Regions from separate parts of the Homo sapiens genome. Here region 2 is linked to region 1. Evidence: chromatin contacts called from ENCODE Hi-C or POLR2A ChIA-PET data. All regions are on one chromosome and are shown on one strand. Each heading gives the region's core, a stretch centred on a gene start or an enhancer-like site at or near the end of the contact. The rest is flanking DNA. Distances are from core to core; before and after follow the strand shown.

Evidence for each region. A loop is a pair of places that touch in the nucleus more often than their neighbours do. ChIA-PET counts read pairs that join two places held with the same protein, here RNA polymerase II (POLR2A). Pooled maps may share reads with other maps.
Region 2: a map of naive thymus-derived CD4-positive, alpha-beta T cell shows a loop between it and region 1 (8-fold over the local background). The contact joins the promoter of KIAA1549 here to the enhancer-like site in region 1. A Hi-C loop is called at or near these places in 3 of 168 maps with a recorded cell type or tissue (CD4-positive, alpha-beta memory T cell, PC-3 and naive thymus-derived CD4-positive, alpha-beta T cell) and 9 of 50 pooled maps. POLR2A ChIA-PET finds 5 or more read pairs at or near these places in 1 of 52 experiments (activated T-cell).

The regions. Positions count from the first base shown.
Region 1 is chr7:138,751,119-138,754,066 of GRCh38, reverse strand. ATP6V0A4 (ATPase H+ transporting V0 subunit a4) reads left to right here. Exons shown (of 22, transcript NM_020632.3): 11 at 1,230-1,442. Among named protein-coding and RNA genes, the nearest start is that of TMEM213, 45 kb to the left of the region's middle. Within about 2 kb of position 1,411, at least 8 of the 41 ENCODE cell types and tissues checked have a DNase peak (open chromatin) inside an H3K27ac peak, as active enhancers do.
Region 2 is chr7:138,980,037-138,982,736 of GRCh38, reverse strand. It overlaps KIAA1549, which reads left to right and starts at 1,348. Exons shown (of 20, transcript NM_001164665.2): 1 at 1,348-1,654. The coding sequence starts at 1,468. RefSeq lists enhancers at 571-920, 1,543-2,429 and silencers at 901-1,030, 1,051-1,430, 1,471-1,600, 2,440-2,700.

The sequences.
Region 1 (2,948 bases), core at 162-2,661:
TTGATTTTATGAAAACGTCATGAGGAGAATGGAAAATAAATTCTGCTAGATGTGTGCTTACATTTAGTATGACGGGTTGCTGCTGTGTCGAGGGCTTCAGATGATCCCAGCTGAGCAGCTTCTGCAGGGGCAGCTTTCTCCTTTGGCTCAGTCCCTGCCAAAGATGAATCTTAGACACTGTCTGATGCTGAGGCATATAATTCGGGCTATGCTCTTTGAGGTTTCTGAAAGTCACCTCTGTGCTGAGGTGCTCTTGTCTCCTGGAAATCCCCAGGCCAGGGGGCATTATATTGCAAAGTGACAGGTAGTATTGGGCTTGTGAGATGCTTCGGTGGCCTCATGGCTCTCGTTAATCTTAGAGCCAGCATGTCTGTCTTACAGTGTGTCTCTTACAGAGGCCATGTGTGCTGAAAAAGATTACCCTGTTTGTTGTATCATCAAAACATAAAAATGATTCCATTAAATAAATTCTGTGTGGGCCCAATTGTCCATTCATTCCTTCATTCATTCACTTGTCATTTATTGGAGGGATTATGTATGTAAAGGGTTGTGGTAGATGTAGTAATCTCTTAGGGTTGCTGTAACAAATTACAGCAAACTGGGTGGCATAAGACAATAAAGATTTATTCTGTCATGGTTCTGGAGGCCAGAGGTCTGAAATCAAGGCGTCAGCAGGGCCGTGCTCCCTCGGAAGACCTGAAGGGAGCCCCCTCCTTGCCTCTCCCCAGCTCTGGTGCTGCGGGCCGTCCTCCGCATTCCTTGGCTTGCAAGTGCCTACTTCTCTGCCTCTGTTGTCACGTGGTATTCTTCCCTGTGTGCCTCTGTGTCTACGTTTCTTATCAGGACAGTGGTCATATGGGATTAGAGCCCATTCAAATCCAGTATGACCTCTTCTTAACCTGATTCCATCTGCAAAGACCCTCTTTCCAAAAAGGCCATATTCACAGGTATCAGAGTTCAGGACTCTTTTATGTGGACAATTCAACCCATAACAATAGGACAATGAGGAATTTAGAAGAAAAGGAAGATACAATCTCTGCCTAAGGGTTTTAGCCTCTAGCGGGGGAGATAAACTGCTCAGGAGAGTTCAAGGCCAGGTGACAGCCACAGGTCAAAGGAGCCTGCCAGAGCAGAGGAAGCTGCTGTGGCCTGTGACACTCCATTTTTGGCACCTTGTCAAACAGCTCTGTGAAGGTTCTCTGTTTTCCTGTGTGTTGTTTTTTGTATAGGTCATAACACAAACAGAGTCTCACCGCCAGCGCCTGCTGCAGGAAGCCGCTGCCAACTGGCACTCCTGGCTCATCAAGGTGCAGAAGATGAAAGCTGTCTACCACATCCTGAACATGTGCAACATCGACGTCACCCAGCAGTGTGTCATCGCCGAGATCTGGTTCCCGGTGGCAGATGCCACACGTATCAAGAGGGCACTGGAGCAAGGCATGGTGCGTGGCAGGTGGAGCCAGGAGGGGTCCGATGAGTCAGCCCCTCTGCTGGGCTCTCAGAGGGTGTTGGCCTCATGGGCCACATGAACTCAAGTGACTTGGTGGTAGGATTGCTTCCTTCATCTTTGTGTCTTCAGTTATCAACCCCACTCGAGGACATAAAAGAAATTCCTTTGTCTTTTCAGTGTTTGACAGTTGTTCACCATTTTTTGACCTTTTGTGAGTACGTATTGAGGTTTTTTTAAAAAAAAAAAAAAAATAGAATCTCGCTCTGTAGCCCAGGCTGTTGTGCAGTGGCACAGTCTCGGCTCACTGCAACCTCTGCCTCCCGGGTTCAAGTGATTCTCCTGCCTCAGCCTCCCGAGTAGCTGGGATTACAGGTGCGCCCTACCACGTCCAGCAAATTTTTGTATTTTTAGTAGAGACGGGGTTTCACCATGTTGGCTGGGCTGCTCTTAAACTCCTGACCTCAGGTGATTCGCCTGCCTCAACCTCCCAAAGTGCTGACATTACAGGTGTGAGACATCACACCCGGCCATACTGAGCATTAATGTGCCAGTCTCTCAGCTAGACTATCGTTTTGGGGGGATTTTGTCTTTTTTTTCTTATTAAAGATGGGGACCTCGCTATGACACCCAGGCTGGAGTGCAGGGCTGTTCACAGGCATGGGCATACTGCCCTACAGCCTCAAACTCCTGGGCTCAGGTGATCCTCCCATCTCAGCCTCCCAAGTGGCTAGGACTACAGGCACGCGCCACCATGCCCAGCTCCACTCTGCTAGACTGTAGATACCACCTGTTACCTCATGGAGGTTATAGTCTAGCTAGAAAGATGAATAACCAAGCATCTATAATAAGAGCCAAAATATGTAGATCGCTTGCGGTGTGTCCGAGATGGCTAAGCACTCTGTCCTCGTTGAGTTCTCACCGCTCCCTCCATTCATTCCTTAGACATTCCCTGTGTACTAGGAACGGATCTAGGGCTTACACACTGGCAGGCCAAGACCCTGCTTTGATAGACATTCTAGAAAGGGACACGGAGGCATGTCCGTGACTAATGAGATTTCAGGCAGTGATGAGTGGTGGGCAGGAAACCAAGCAGGGGACGGCGAGGGGCAGGATGGAGAGTGGGGGCTTGTTCTGATCACCGTTATTCACCCCATTGAAGGAGGGACCCCCTCCTGCCCTAAATAGTACAAGATGGCCGAACACATTACCCTGACACTGGACAGACGGGCTTGACAGCTGTTTTTAGTCACTCGTCTTCAGAGCCCAGGGGAGAAGGACACCGCACGCCATGCGGGCCACACAGGGCTTGCCCTCGGGAACTGCGTTTGGGAGCAGAGTGAAGCAGCAGGGCCGGTGGGAGGCAGGCTCTGCAGTGAACGAGGGTGAGGTGACCTTTGGTTCTTGCAGAAGGATGTGATTAGCTTGTTTGAATAATTTCACGGGGTGGGAGGAGTGAAGCCATTAGGTTGAGGAGTGGGTGGCATGCAGCTGGTTTGGC
Region 2 (2,700 bases), core at 99-2,598, 230 kb before region 1:
GGGGCTGTATGATGGGGGGTTACAATAACGTGTAAAAACACCAGGAACATCAACAAAAGCTTTTTTTAACCTTTATTCTCATTTTCCTTGAAACTACCAGGTTTCAAGTACCCACCTGTAAGGACCAGGTGTGTACCTACAGAAGAGTGCCCCTGTCCTATTCTTAGGAAGAACTATTCGCCAAGGGCAAGGAGTCCAGAAGAGTTGGAGCTGCAAGGCTGGGCAGCCCCTTCAAGGGCTGGGCCTGGCAGGGGAACCCGACTGAATAGCCGCGAGGATCCCTCTGCCAGTGTAATGATTCACCTTTTCCGCTGTCTGCCATAGTTTTTCTGCACGAGATAGTGTCCCCCACACACACCGTTAATATCTGCTTGATGCAACAATGCCAGTGGGATGCAACGATTCAAAACTTCCAATTCCTCCTCCCTAGACCCTGAAGCCACGGGGCGTCTTCAGAGTGACGTGCCTGGCACACAGTAGGTACTTGACAGATGTCAACTCCCTTCTTCCCGTTCCTCATTCCCCCCGCGGACTCCAACCCTCAAACGCTCTCTGGGCATTCTCTCCACCTCTCAGGAGCGCCACTTTCCCTAAAACGGCCTGGCCTTGCGGGTCTCCCCAGCTCCACGCCCATTCGCTTCAGCAGCCGCCTGCTCAAGGCCTGCTAAGTGCAGGGTCCCGCGGGCCTCCCAGGCCCTGAGCGCAGGGTCGCTTCCCGAAGACCCGCAGAGGTGGCCGCACCTTCTTAAGGCAGGAAGGCGGGGGAGAGCTGCGTGCGCTCTGCTCGCCCCTGCCTTGCACGCTGAGCTCTAGCGCAGGAGCCCGACTTTGTCTGGCTTTGTCCCCTCCGCGGCCCCGAGGCTGTCCTGAGAGCGCGGCGCCCCACACACCTGCTGCCCGCAAGGAGTCGGCGGGAGAGGAGGAGCGAGGGAGGCGAGAGGACCCCTCCCCCGGCTTGCCGGCCTACCCTGATCCGGGCGCCCCGGGGAACGCGCGGCGGGACCCGGGGTTGGGTGCGGGTCGGGGCGGCACCGCCCGGCCCAGGCCCCCCGAGCCCCTCGCGCTCCCTCCGGAAGGCGGGTCCTGGGGGAGGGCTGGGCCGCGCCGCCTCGCCGCCCTTGCCGCCTCTGCCGCGCCGAGCCCCGCGCACGCTGCCCCGGCCGCCCCGCAGGCAGGCAGGCAGGCAGGCAGGCAGGCGTCCGGCCGGCCGGGAGGGGGTGCTCGCCGTCCCGCGCCCGGGCCCGCGCGTTGCCGGGCAGCGGCTCCGAGGCTCCGAAGGGGGCGGAGCGGCAAGGCGGGCGTGCGGCTGGCGCCCCTGTCCTCGGTTCCGGCCCGGCCCGCCCCCGCCTCTCCGGCCTCCCTCCGCGCCGGTGCGCGGCGCCCCGTCCCAGCCGCAGCCGCAGCGGCCGCCCCTCCCGGACCCGAGAGCCGCTGAGCCGCGAGGCCGGGCCGGGGCGCCGGCCGGGAATGCCGGGGGCGCGGCGCCGACGCCGAGGCGCGGCCATGGAGGGGAAGCCCCGCGCCGGGGTCGCGCTGGCCCCGGGGCCGAGCGGCCGACGGCCTTCCGCCCGCTGCGCCCGCCGCCGCCGCCCGGGGCTGCTGCTTCCTGGCCTCTGGCTGCTGCTGCTGGCCCGGCCGGCCTCGTGCGCCCCAGGTAAGCTCCGCCGAGACCCTCGGAACGCGGCCGCGACCCCGCCTGCCTTTATCGCTGCTGTTTTCAAAACCCCGGCTTTCCCCGCCCATCCTCTTTTATTCTCCAGCTCCCTCGCCGTCCTTTCTGGAAGATGCTTTGCCATTCTTCTGGGGCCCAACAAATAAAGGCACGGGGGAAATAAATAATTAAAACGAACAAGCGAGCGGCTTCTGGCCGGTCTTGCTAAGGGGTCTGCAAAGCTGTTCTCTTGTCCATGGAACCCGAAGCGGGTCTGGTGGCTTCATCTCAGAATGTGCCTGGTTTTTCCTGCAGAATGCAGGCACCGGCGTGCTTTTTTGTCAAGGCTGTATGATGTGGCATATCGAATGTTTTGAGATACTTTATTGTCGGGGCGAAGAGGTGGATTCGAGGTGTGCTTTAAAAGAGTATTGCATTACCGGGACAAGCCCAGCGTCCCCCAGATGCGGGCAGGCCGGCCGTGTCCCCCCGTACAGCAGGACACAAAGAACATTCAAAGAAAACCTCTTGGAAAGCGCCCTGGCCACGGATCTTTCCAGGGAAATAGCTATTGGTATTACTTCTGCAAGGCATTATTAGTACAATGGAGTGTGAAAATATTTTGATTCTTAAGTGTCTGGGCATGAAAGGAGTAAGGGCTGTTTTTATAACAGATGCAATTTAGTGACTGTTCATCAGTATGGAATGAAGAGGCATGATTTATGAAGAAGCATAAGGGTTTTGTTGTGGAAGAAATGATTTAATTCCTATTGCTTCTCCAAAATGTTTATTTGTCCACCCTGAGCCTGTACACAGGATGGTCTGGAAACCGTCTCTGAGCTGACACTGCAGGCCAGCGATTGCCCCTGCACAGGCACTTGACCACTTTGAGGCGGAAAAGGAAAGGTGGAAGGAGCAGCTAGGGGTGGAGAGCTGCTGCACACAGAACAAAAACCAGAAAGCCGTGAACGCTGCTCCGAATCCTCCTTTCTCGTGGGAGCAGGGCCAAAGGGCTACTCAGTGGCTGGGAGGAATTGGAACACATTTGA